Linked DNA regions of Homo sapiens: all the other regions are linked to region 1. The links are chromatin contacts, found by Hi-C or POLR2A ChIA-PET in ENCODE. All regions are on one chromosome and are shown on one strand. Each heading gives the region's core, a stretch centred on a gene start or an enhancer-like site at or near the end of the contact. The rest is flanking DNA. Distances are from core to core; before and after follow the strand shown.

The links. A loop is a pair of places that touch in the nucleus more often than their neighbours do. ChIA-PET counts read pairs that join two places held with the same protein, here RNA polymerase II (POLR2A). Pooled maps may share reads with other maps.
Region 2: a pooled map shows a loop between it and region 1 (5-fold over the local background). The contact joins two enhancer-like sites. A Hi-C loop is called at or near these places in 2 of 37 single-sample maps with no recorded cell type and 14 of 50 pooled maps. POLR2A ChIA-PET finds 5 or more read pairs at or near these places in 5 of 52 experiments (HepG2, activated CD4-positive, alpha-beta T cell, activated CD4-positive, alpha-beta memory T cell and 1 more).
Region 3: a loop to region 1 is called in a pooled map, with 12 times the contacts of the local background. The contact joins two enhancer-like sites. A Hi-C loop is called at or near these places in 8 of 50 pooled maps. POLR2A ChIA-PET finds 5 or more read pairs at or near these places in 5 of 52 experiments (HepG2, MCF 10A, activated CD4-positive, alpha-beta T cell and 1 more).

The regions. Positions count from the first base shown.
Region 1 is chr9:91,209,902-91,214,226 of GRCh38, forward strand. AUH (AU RNA binding methylglutaconyl-CoA hydratase) reads right to left here. Exons shown (of 10, transcript NM_001698.3): 10 at 3,922-4,325. Among named protein-coding and RNA genes, the nearest start is that of LINC02937, 49 kb to the left of the region's middle. Within about 2 kb of position 2,255, at least 6 of the 41 ENCODE cell types and tissues checked have a DNase peak (open chromatin) inside an H3K27ac peak, as active enhancers do.
Region 2 is chr9:91,035,769-91,040,093 of GRCh38, forward strand. No RefSeq gene overlaps it. Among named protein-coding and RNA genes, the nearest start is that of LINC02957, 41 kb to the left of the region's middle. RefSeq lists enhancers at 9-58, 69-118. Within about 2 kb of position 2,328, at least 22 of the 41 ENCODE cell types and tissues checked have a DNase peak (open chromatin) inside an H3K27ac peak, as active enhancers do.
Region 3 is chr9:91,069,161-91,073,485 of GRCh38, forward strand. It overlaps LOC100129316 (a long non-coding RNA gene), which reads right to left. Exons shown (of 4, transcript NR_033912.1): 2 at 297-467. Among named protein-coding and RNA genes, the nearest start is that of LINC00484, 48 kb to the right of the region's middle. RefSeq lists an enhancer at 1,737-2,642. Within about 2 kb of position 2,586, at least 6 of the 41 ENCODE cell types and tissues checked have a DNase peak (open chromatin) inside an H3K27ac peak, as active enhancers do.

The sequences.
Region 1 (4,325 bases), core at 1,005-3,504:
GCCCGCCACCATGCCCGGCTAATTTTTGTATTTTTAGTAGAGGCGGGGTTTCACCATGTTAGCCAGGATGGTCTCGATCTCCTGACCTCGTGATCTGCCCACCTCGGCCTCCCAAAGTGCTGGGATTACAGGCCATCTTGCCCCCTTTTTGACAAGCATTGCTATCAAACCATGAGTCTTCACACTTATACTCCAGTTGCTGGTTTTAGGGGGAACTGAGTTGTGAGGACATACACCAATCACTACTAGCATCTTGACAGATCCAAGCATCATTCACATCTACCAAGACTGGCTCCGTGCCCTTGATGGTATAGCCGTTAAACATTGGAACCCAGAACACAGAATGCCCAGCATGAATCCTGCTGCCTCAGTTTCTTAAACTATAAATCAGCAAACCCATTTCATAAGATTTTGGTATTAGGTGTGAAAACGCACAGTGTCTGATAGAGGAGGCGCTGAGTGGGCATTAGCTCTAATTGTTACATTACTTGCCTGTGTCATCAGATCTGCTGATAAGCACACTTTTGGTATCTTTCCAAGTAATGAGAAAATTGTTGACCAAATCAGAGCAAAGGACACTACTCCCTCTTGGTTGACGAAAACACACGTATCAGCAGCCTTCTGTTATGCTGTTTGGCTGTTTTCAAGCTCAACAGTGACAAAAGGGCCAGTAGCCCTGGGTGTAATTCCTGACTCCAGCATGTACATGCCGTGGGGCTGTGGGTAAGTGATCCCTCTATGGTTTTCTCTTCCTCTGTGCCACAGAATAACCAAAGTGCCTATCCTTTCGGGGATGTAGTGTCTGTAAAGCATCTGGTAGGTATGAATGGCTTCATAAATGTTACTCAGTATTACCATAATACCCAGCTCTTATTCACTCATCTTATTTAGAGGGTATTTTCAGTGATCTTGTCAAAATGTTTCCTTAAATCAAAACACCACACAGTACTGTTTCTATATTAGGCCTTTAAAAAGGACCTTACATGTTGGTTCCTAGGAGCTCACTTTGGGGCCCCTGAGGGAACTGCCAGCTCCCGGAAAAGGGGCCATCTCATGTCTTGCCACACAGGCGCGTCTCCTGGGCTGCTCCTGAGCCACATGGGTGCATGTCTTGGTCTGTCCTTGACATCCTTTATTTTCCCCACCAGGTCCCCAGATCTCTCATGCTGCCCTGAGAATTATTTTGGGTTGCTTATTAGGTGCTAACCCTCTAAGGGGTAGCTGAATTTCTGGAGGTCCCAAAGAAGACTGTGAAAATCCAAAGGCAAGCATTTGAAACAGTGATATTTTTGGAGCCTGAGACACAAATACAATTGAACAGAGGATTCAGCCACCTTCCACCTCCCAAAATACCCCAAATCACAATCTGTATCCTGCTTCATTTATGCAGAAAAGTACCTCTTATGTTGTGTTACCAGAATATTAGCAACTAACTTTAAAATGTTTTATTTTTTGTGAAACATGTATAGTTATTAATATACTATGAGAAAATAACTTCTATTGCTATTCTGATAAAGTTCAATACGTACTGATGTAAGTATTAGTTAATATTTTACTAGATCGGTAGACAAATAATGGCATGATTAACTATTTCTGAATGTGTGTGCCAGGATCCTTGGAGCCCGAATAAGAGCAAATGTAGGGCATATCACCAGAGGTAGAAGTTCAGGTCAAGTGAGGAAAAGGGCCGATGGCGGGCCAGCAACACACCCATGTGCAGGTACACACTTTTTCTAAGTGCTGATCCATGAATCGACACTCCACTACTTTGGCCTATTCACACTTAGAAAAGTGCTATCAGAAAAGTAACACTTTGTGACAAGCCAATTTTTGATTGCTAGAAAAACAACAAAAAAAATGATTAACAGGAAAACCAGATCCATCATTATTAAGAACAAAGCAAACGTGAAATGATCCTTTACATTACAGAAATCAGTCTCAGAAAATCTGACTCTTATTTTGGCCATTACTAGAACTTTTCTCTTGCCTCAGAACTTCAGAAACTTGGAGACCTCTTTTCCTTTCCTTTCATAGACAAGTTAGAAATTAACCAGCACTAAATTACTTCAAAACCAGTAGGCCTCATGCTCTGAGATAACGGAAAATTTTTTCTTTATTTTGCTTTCATCTTCTGAATTCTATCTGTGCTTGATCACTCATCCTCCTTGAGAGCCTTCTCTAACCTAGTCTGAACACATGGATACGTCTACTGCATTTCCAACTCTGTGCACCAACAGGCGGTGTGCTGGAGAAAAGAGGAGCAGCCCATGCAGGGGACCCTCCCTAGGTAGCACGGCCCTATCCAGAGCCCTGTGAGCTTGACTTGGGGGAGGATCAGGACTGCTTAGCAGCAAGACCGATACTGAAAGGAAAATCAAGAGAAAGGCAAACATTTATTCAGAGAATTGGACAGGCACTTTTCTCTGCCATAATACATGAAGTCTGCAATACCTTAAGTCACTACAGGACTTTACTTTCAGATACATTCCAGTGACTTCATCAGAACTTGTTAGGAAATTAAATGGTGCTCGATCAGTGACAGTAGACTAGAGTATGAATCCAAGAGAAACGACTCACACAGCACACTCTTAATATTTTTCCCTAACGACATAATTATTTCCTGCTCAGTTCAAGAGAAAGTGGTATTTAGCATGTCATGGATAGGACAAACTGGCCCTGCAACCTTTAAAAGGCTATGAAAACCACCACCAGCATTTTAGGTGCAAATTATCACGCACAAAACGAATAGCCCAGCAAGTTTAGTATGCATGCCACCCGATACGACCACCACAGAGAGTGCCAAATGTGAATTTTAGTAAGCCCTCTTTATAGTATGATGATCAGCTGAGCAATCATCATAAATCCGCAGAGCCTCAGCACCAAAGGTCATAAAGAAAATAGCGCTCACCTTAGTGTCCAAACATGAGTGAAGACACCGCCTACCTTTGTCAGGACAGACATCAGCAGCCAGCCAGTCCACATTTGCCTCTTATAAGAATTTTAGAATTGAGGTTGAGTTCAAATTCCTAAGTTAAAAAATGTAAGTTTCAGAATTAAAAAAATGAAGCCTACATGCCTTCAAATAGCAATGAAGTCGCCACAATGAGGATGTAAATCCACAGTAAAATGGGTGTTTATCTGATACATGGAAATGTGAAAGGAGGACACCTTAGGGACACAGCTGGGCTGTACCACAGTGAAGCTTGCTGCAGGGGCACTCCCGGGGACGTTGTCTCTGGCATGACCAGACTCAGACCTGACACAAACTAGGAAGGCAGGGTGGTTTGGTAAAATGAATGTAAAGTAGAGCTATCTCAAATTACTTAAAGGCATCAGAATGTTCTCCTTTTTTCCACAGCGAATTCTCCAGTTCCCAATGTCCCACACAACTCCCACCAGTGCCTACTCCCCAGGTGTGGCTACTCAGGCATGCAACCTGGAGGCCGTTTACAGCTTCTTGACCTGGCCTGGGTAGGAAGGCAGGTGTTTGTTAGGACAAAGGGTTGTTAAGTTCACCTCTTTCCCTTACAGAAATTGGAGGCAAATAGCAGAGGGTAGGGAAGCAGAGAACAGTCTCCACTTTAATCCATGACCCCAAGCCATTTCCATGCTCCAATCCTGGCTGCCCCATTTTCTTTCCTCCTTTGTGTGCAAACATCGCCTTTCCTAGGCCAGTCGGCGACCACACCACTTGCTGGGAGGAGGTCCCAGCAAGTCCCACTGCACTAGGTCTCCTGTCCGCTTTGGTTCTTTGGCTTCAGTCTTTGGATTCATTCTTCACCTTCAATACTGTATTACAGGACTGACCATGTAAAGAGGTTGCCTGATAGAAGCAGCAATGAAAGGGTTGTTTCTTCTAAAGTCCAGCATGCAATGATTTAGTCAATTCAAAAAGAATGGGGTAAGAGAAAAATTCCCATGTTTTCTTTTCACTAATTTTATTTATATTAGGTAGTTTTCACTCAGAATATCAATTCATTTTTCAGGTTTAGATATATGTATATGTAGCTGTTCGTATGCATTAATCACTTAGAAACTTTATTTGGTATAACTTCACATTTTTGGTATATAGAAATTTTATTTTCTTAATGCAGCACAGTAGACATACAATCAATATTATTCCCTAGAATGTGCAATATATAAATTATTCACATTAAAAAATTAACAGAAAGCCTCATATGCAGTAAATATTTAAAAATGTATATCTAACTTTGATTCTGTTTCTGACTATACACTACTAGCTTTATAAATCTGAATGAATATGACATTTACACATTTGAATGAAGTACACGGATGGGTCCATTCCAGATGCTTATTACACCGTA
Region 2 (4,325 bases), core at 1,078-3,577, 170 kb before region 1:
TTTGCAAAACAAAACAGTTTTCGGCCTCTGCTGACTGTAAAAAATAACTTCCTCCTGCCTGCTGTATAATCTACTCCTAAACCCACCCCAACATCACAAACGCACAAGAAAAACCTGAAAGGTTTGGCCATCAAATACACACAAGGGCTCTCTGGCATGTAGAACCGTAGCTGCCCCGAAGCCACTTCCAGCTGGACCCGAGGGAGGCACGGCCATAGTCCAGCAGGTGTGGCCCCCAGGCCTGGAGGACGGAGTCTGTCCCACATGGCCAACAGCAGATGGGCCCAGGTCCCCCTGCCCATCACAAGAGACGAGGCATAAAACCGTAATGCTAATGTATTTGTTTACGGTGAGGTACAGGCTCCAAAATGACAGGTTCTACCTGTTTTCTGTCCTGAGCAAAGACAGGTGTGGACGGGAGAGAAAGAATACATATTCTATTTTTCTTTTTACTCAGAAACTAATTCCTCAGGATAGTCTCCTGATACTGTTGCCCCCACTATCCTCACTATCCCCTGAAACCCCTGTTTCAGAGCAGGGCTGCCTTCTGCCCTCCCCTCCTGGGGGCTGGGCGCGAGTTGTTAGAGCAATGCAGGAGGTGGGCAGTTCAGGGCAGCTTTGGATGCCTCAGGTCCCACAGGAGCAAATAAACCCTGGACTTCTTGATGCCGTCACAGCCTGGCAGCACCTGCTTGTCCAGCAGACCAGCCACCGCTCCCCGATTCACCATGCCTCAGCCACGTGGGCCAACATTCCCTTCCACTGAAGGCACCTGTGAGACTACAGGGACCACCAGCCACAATATCAAGCCCTCCTCCTCCTGCCCCATCACCCCTAGCCACCCAGGCTCAGGAAGATGCCCTTCAGAGCACCATGCTCAGCCGCCCGCTCATGAGAGTGCAGGCCAGCCCCCTCGCCCATCTCACTCACACCATTTCCAGAAATGCCAGCACGGCCTTCTGAATAAGAGTGAGGCAAAATTCAAACCACGTTTAAATTGTTTGAGGATCACATCCACCACCAGTTAGCATGGGTGAAGAGTCCGTGGAGAGGGTACTGCAGGGCTTCCGTGGAAGCAACTGTATTTTTACACAGCCGTAGTGCTCGGCTCACCAGGTTCGGCTCACAGCCCCCGATACCTGGCTGTGTCCAGCAGAGGGGAAGTCTCCTGGGAAGAGGCCTTTGAGAGGTTTATACACATGTGCGATGTGGGCCAGCGGGCGGCCCCGGGAGCCAGCAAAGGTCAGACATTTGTCCTTCCAGACACAGCTCCCGCGAGGTAGAACACGGCACCAAGATGCAGCGTGGACCCCACGACCACCATTGGGGTACCCAGGCGCCCAGAGAACACATGCCACGCGGCAGCGTTTGTACCACGGAGGGCAATGCAAACAGCTGACACCTGGCAGCGCTCCAGAACTGCCGCTGGGGCGTTTTGCTTCTGAAAAAACCACCCTCCTGTATCCTCTGTTCACACAATTCCCTCCGCCCCAGGGCTCCCCTCCCGCTGCAACGGCTGCATCCTGCACACCCCTTTGCACTCCTCTCTCATACCAGGACACTGGGGGGCAGTCATCCGACACACCACACAACTCCGTCCTCTGCTCCAGCTTCCGCTCAGCGGAGAATGGCTCCCTTATCTGATGGTTCCAGGATGCTCTGTGGCAACACTGAGTGTAAAGCAAACAAGGCCATCGGGTGCTGCAGCCTGCACACCAGCGTGGTCCTGGGCCACACACCGGGCAGCCGGAGAGAATCTCTGCAGCTCCCAGGCGGCAGGGTGCACAAATCACAGCCTTTCCTTGACCCCGCGAGCTGAGAGAGCAAAGTCACAGACAGACTGTTTTAAGTGGATTCAGGGAAACACCCCCCACTGCTGTCCCCCCTCCCGCCCCAACGCACACATACATGCACACACAGCTTTGTTTCCTTGTCATTCCTCTCATTCCCTCAATAACCCCTGATAGGCTTCTAGGAATACTTCCTCTCTCAGCAAAGGAAAAGTGTATGGTTCTGTGTTACAAGATGATTGGGCTTTAAGCAAATGAAATTGAAGGCCTACAGCACTGGGGTAAACCTCCTCCAGGCAGCAGCAGGCATTGAAACAGTGCTCATTAGAGCTTAGGATTCTTCCTCCTTCTCACTACAGCATTTTAATTAACTGGAAACAATACCTCAAGGCAGTATTGCAATACCTTTGGACTGAAACATTAATAAACAGAGAAAATTTGCTTACAAAATGGCAAGTTAGAGGAAATGGAGGCCGACTAATAAATAAATGAGCCAAAGTTCAAAGGCTGCAGGATGACTCACACGTGCCGTGCCTGCCTCGCAGCCAGGACTTTCAAAAACAAAGGGGTGGTGGACGGATTCCACAAGAACGGCTGTTAAAGTCCACGAGGCTGACCCAGGCTGGGACTTCCTGGAAACTCCAAGGAGAGGAACTGCCCACAGAGCCAGGGACTCAGGACTGGCACAAGAAATGGCACAGCGCCTGTGCTGCACGTTTGCAAGTGACCTGCTCTTCTGACCGCAGAAGCGCCACTGAAGGTGGTCGGCTCGAGTCACCAGGCAACCTGGTATGATTCTCAGTGCACGGTCCGCCTTCAGAAGGCAAAGCTGGTTGTGTGGAAGAGAAACCAGAGTCCTGCTGAGGCTGGACAGAGTTTCTTCATCAAGATCATGAACTATTTTCAGATTCGTGTCCAAATGAAAGACAGAAAGGATGTGTGAATGTTTTCATGTGCACGTGTATGGTGGATGCATATGTGGTATGTGCAAGTATGTGCATACACATGCATGTGTGGTGTGTGACTGTGTTCATGTGTGCTAGTGCGTATGAGTGTGCATGTGTGGTGTGTGTGCATGGTGTGTGAGTGGGTGTGAGTATGCTTGTGTGCCTGTGAGTGAGTGCATGCGCAGTGTTTGTGTGCATGGTGTGTGAGTGGCTGTGTATGTACGTGTGAGCCTGTGAGTGGTGGGTGTGTGTGCATGGGTGGTGTGTTTGGGGTATGTGCACACACACACATGTCTTTGTGCACATACACTTAGGACAACAGACCCGCACCCAGGGGCTCCTGAGGGTTAGGGTCACAAAAAGTCATCTTTAACTGAAGAAAGTATCATTTGAAGTGGATTTATTTATGAGGGGAATGTCGAAAGCACATAAGGAAAGGATGTGTGTACGTGCACATAAGGATGCACACAGAGACAGACACGCATTGCTGGAGCAAGGCTTGTGAAGCCCTGTCTCTGCCTGGGAAGTTCAGACTGGTTTCATGTTTTGTTGAAAAACAGATGCTGCAAGTCCAATCCTCATGCACAGTGTGAGCAGACGGACCGGTGGAGGAGAGGGGCTGCCTCTGCTGCTGAAGCCGGATGGCCTCACTTGTCGGAGAGGCTTTCTGCCTCCTTTGCTTCCAACCTTTGTCTGCCAGAGTCTCAGCACTCCTGGTCAGTGGGGGCCCCAGCTCTGAGCTGTGTAGGCCTTGTGGTGTCACTGTGCCCCTTTGGGCAGATGACCTCAGCTCCACTGGCCATGCTGGAGGGATGCGGTGAGCCTAAGAATTGGAGACAAGCTGTGGTAATAAAAGGATGGGGCCTTCCCAGTGCGGGGGCAGGGGCCACAGGCTACTCGCTTGTGTTGCAGGACCCAGCGCAGGCCAGGTGTTTCATGCCATTGCTCACACACACTCATGCACACACACATGCATACATACATCATGACACACACAAACATGCATGCATTCACAGCACACACATGGATGCATTCACAACATACACATTCCAGTCCTCAGCAAGACCATACCAGTCCCACACCTCCCAACTCCAAGGACTTCCACCTCATCCCATGCCTAGCCTTGCTGTCTGAGGAGGGGGCAGACCCCGGCCCCTCATCTTCTACTTGCTGACTTACAAGGTGCCTCCACCACTGTCTTCAGGGACTCCAGACTGGGCCACCCATTGGCATCCTGGTGCCTATAAGGACAGGCTGCCACTACTCAGGGCACCACCGCCCCCAAGAGAAGGGACAAGGCTGCTGGGGTCACACACCCCACCCTTCCCCATGGGGGCTTCCTGCCTGTGGTGTCAGCTTGCACACAGCCATTTCCTGGCCCCATTTCTTCTCCTCAGGACCAAAGAAGCATCCGCACTGCCCACTCCCCACGTGCTGTGGCAGTGCCTGCCCCATGCGGCCACGCTTGGGAAGTTGCTCCCGGTCAGAACAGATGGAGGTGGGGGTCCCTGCTCAGAAATAGCAGGGCTTCTTGAACATTCCACCTCATCCATGGCAAGCGTGCCTCAAAGCCGCCCCTCCCCTGTGA
Region 3 (4,325 bases), core at 1,336-3,835, 140 kb before region 1:
AGTCCACTGATGCAAATGTTAATCTCATCCAAAATAATGTTTGACCACATATCTGGGCACCCCATTGCCAAGTCAAGTTGACACATAAAATTAACCATCACCTCTTGTAATTTAATAGAATTCATTTCCTTGATAATCCTGTGCTCTGGTTTTCTATTGCTGAGTGACACCAGCACCCCCTCCAAAAACAAACAAACAAACAAAAAGAAAACAAAATAAAAACAAATTTAATGGCCTAGAGCAACCACTTTCTTTTGCTGACAGTTTTGTGGATCAGGAGATTGAGGGAGACTCACCTGGGAAGCTTGATTCTGACTACACAGCATCCCCTGCATATTCCTCTCCACTCAGTCTGCTGCCTCCTTGGTGCTCCTTGGTCTTCCTCTGAACATGGTACCTCATTACACGGGCCTTGGCCTTCCCACAGTGTGGTGGTCTTAGGCGGTCATGCTTCTTACACAAGCCTGCTTCTCACAAAGAGGGAAGAGGTGCTGGGACGGTCAAGAGCTACATTCAGAGCTGCTACACCATCACTCCCTCCATATTCTATTGGTCCAGGGATTCTCAGGGCTTCCTGAATTCCAGGAGGTAGAGAAATGGACTTGGTGGGGGAGTGACAAGTTCAGATGAGAGAAAAGCATGTGGCCTGGGGGACACCATCACACTACCTTTAGAAAGTACAATACACCCATCCCATGTGTTTTATTGTATTAGTCTGTTCTCACGCTGCTATAAAGAAATACCTGAGATTGTAATTTACAAAGAAAAGAGGCTTAATAGGCTTACAGTTCTTTAGGCTGTACAGGCTTCTGCTTCTGGGGAGGCCTCAGGAAACTTATAACCATGGCAGAAGGCAAAGAAGAAGCAGGCATGTCACATGGCCAGAGCAGGAGGAAAAGAGAGAGAGAAGGAGATGCTATGCGCTTTTAAACAACCAGATCTCATGAGAACTCACTCACGATCATGAGAACAGCAAGAGGGAAATCCACCTCAATGATCCAATCACCTTCCACCAAGCCCCTCCTCCAACACTGGGGATGAAAATTCCACATGAGATTTGAGGGGTGGGTGGGGGCACACATCCAAACTATATCATTTATTTTATTTATTTCATATATTAGAAACATCATTCTGATCAGGCATCCATAAGGTTCACCACGCTGCCAGAGGGGTGCACGGCACAGGCAGTGAGAACCCAGCATCAAGTAATGGCTTTATTCCTCTGGAGGGTTGGAGAGAACCAGCTCAACTGTTTATTGCATGGAACTCAACAGTATTTGAACTGTAGCCTGGCAGATCTATCAACATGCTTACTGTCCTAAATTCATCACAAGGACTTCAAACACATTCTATCTATATTTATTTATTTATTTATTTATTTTTGAGACAGAGTCTCACTCTGTCGCCAGGCTGGAGTGCAGTGGCACCGTCTCAGCTCACTGCAACCTCCGCCTCCCAGGTTCAAGAAGTTCTCCTGTCTCAGCCCCCGGAGTAGCTGGGACTACAGGCACAGGCCATCATGCCCAGCTAATTATTATTATTATTTTTTTTTTTTTTTTAGTAGAGACGGAGTTTCACCATGTTGCCCAGGCTGGTCTCGAACTCCTGAGCTCAGGCAATCTGCCCACCTTGGCCTCCCAAAGTGCTAGGATTACAGGTGTGAGCCACCGCACCCGGCCTGCATTCTCTTTAAAAATCTCAGTAAAGGCTGGGTGCGGTGGCTCACGCCTATAATCCCGGCACTTTGAGAGGCCAAGGAGGGAGGATCATTTGATGTCAGGAGTTCAAGACCAACCTGGTCAATATGGCAAAACCCTTTTTCTACTAAAAATACAAAAATTAGCCGGGCATGGTGGTGGGTGCCTCTAATCCCAGCTACACGGGAGGCTGAGGCAGGGGAATGGCTAGAACCTGGGAGGCGGAGGTTGCAGTGAGCTGAGATTGTGCCAGTGCACTCCAGCCTGGGTAACAGAGCTAGGCATTATCTCAAGAAAAAAAAAAATCTCAGTCAAGGGTAAGCTGCAAATAGGGGCGGCCTACACCTCTGCGGTCACATTTCACCCTGACCTCTCCCATTTCCGAGTTGCCAACATGCTCTCTGCACTGCCACACCCATCTTGTGGTCAGGCCTGAGGCCCTCTTATGGGAATGAGGGTGACAAACTCTCCCTGACAGAGAGGCAGGGACCCCAACAGGGGCACCACCCCATGGCTTGCTCACAGAGTTATAAATTGTAAGTCACGGCCAGCACTGGGAAGCTGCCTCCCCTCTGGCCCTGGCCGGCACCCTTGAGCACACCGGAAGCTGCTGGCATCTGAGCTGTCCCTTGCTGCGGATGCGTCTGCAGACACATGACACTTGGCTCAGAGTTCCCTGGGCCTCTGCAGACAAGAGCGGCCTGAGATTACCATGAGATAGGAGGACACCTGCTCTACTCGCACTTCCAGGGAACGCAGCACGGCAAGCTCCTGTCATTTTCCAGACTTTGAGAAAAGGATGTTCACTTGCTTCCCAGCTTCTTGCTTCATCAGACAATTGACTCAGAAAGAAAAATGCTCATTGGATTTCTCACCTCCTCTGTCAGTGCTGCGTAAACAGATCAGAAAAGGCAGAGGGATGTGGGGTCCGGCCTCCTTGATGAGAGAGTGAGTCACCAGCTTGTGGGGGGTGATCGATAGTGCAGAAATTAGTCATGAAATCTGAATGAAAACAAAAGAGCTGATCCCATCCTGTGGCTCGTGGTACCACAGAGACAGTCAATGAAAACAGCCTTGAACACAGGCAGATGCAGAGATCAACTCCACAGAGCTCAGAGAGCGGCTCACCTCCCTATCCCAAGTTCAAAATCCCAGCATCCTTATCGAGGAAAAGTCCCTCGCAGCAGGGAGGAGAGAAGAGAAGCAGAGGGAGGGAGGGAGAGAGTGAGGGAGGAGAGGGGCCTGACACTCAGGCTGAGTCTGGGACACCTTGCAGCAGCGTGGCCAGCCTTCCCTTCCACTGGACCTCGGTGGCCAAGGGCTACTCCCAGTCCCTTCCACATGCCCCTGGCCGAGCACTCAGGTCACTTTTAGTTTGCCTGCAGAAAAAGGCAGTCAGAGGACAAACGGCCTTTGACCCCCCCACTCTCCTGGTGCTGGAAAGGAGGCAGCGCCCAGCAAATGGGACTCTCCCTGGAGCCATAAGGACTAGGAGGGCTGGCATTTGGCTGAGTAGCCAGGGTATTTTTATCCACTCTGTACAATCTGATTTTTTTAGTTGGCATACTTTCAGACAGAATTTTCCTATTAAAATGTGCTAAAATTATGCCTGAAGAGAAAGCCCATTGTATACAGATAACTCCCCACAAAAGGCCCTCTGATTGCACAGGCCCCACGTGACTCCAAAAAGCACTGGGGTCGGCCGGGCGTGGTGGCTCACGCCTGTAATCCCAGCACTTTGGGAGGCCAAGCAGGGTGGATCACCTGAGGTCGGGAGTTCAAGACCAGCCTGACCAACAGGGAGAAACCCCGTCTCTACTAAAAATACAAAATTAGCTGGGCATGGTGGCGCATGCCTGTAATCCCAGCTGCTTGGGAGGCTGAGGCAAGAGAATCACTTGAACTTGGGAGGCAGAGGTTGCAGTGAGCCGAGATTGCCTGATTGTACTCCGGCCTGGGCAACAAGAGCGAAACCCCGTCTCAAAAAAAAAAAAAAAATCAGAGGTCTAGCCCAGCAGGACATGTATGGCCAGCTCTCCCTGCAGGGTGAGAGGGACTTTGGAGAAAGGAGGACCAGAAGGAGAGCAGCCCTTCCCATCTTCTCTTCCCCTGGGCCAGGAGAGTGCTTTGGGATGAGGGACGTCCCACACCACAGACTGCAACCCAGCGCTTTGAAAGAAGTTTAAAGAAAATGTTAGGGTTTGGACAAGGCCCAGCTGGGCAAGAGATTCTTGTTTTCTAACCAGGAGAATACACTTGCTGCTAAAACATACAGAGGAAGAGATTAACATAGTAACGAAGCAAAGCAAGGAGGAGAAACAAAACCGTCTGTACTCAACAAGAGGGTGCCCCGCCCAGCCTCAGCTCCTCTAGCCAACAGGAGAGCTGCCACCCAGGTAACCCGGTTCTTGGGTTCACCCAGGTAACAGGCTGTTCTCGGGTTCGCCCAGGTAACAGGGTTCTCGGGTTCACCCAGGTAACAGGCTGTTCTCAGGTTCACCCAGGTAACAGGTTTCTCAGTTTCACTCAGGTAACAGGGCTGTTCTAAGGTTCACCCAGGTAACGGGCTGTTCACGGGTTCGCCCAGGTAACAGGGCTGTTCTAAGATTCACCCAGGTGACAGGCTGT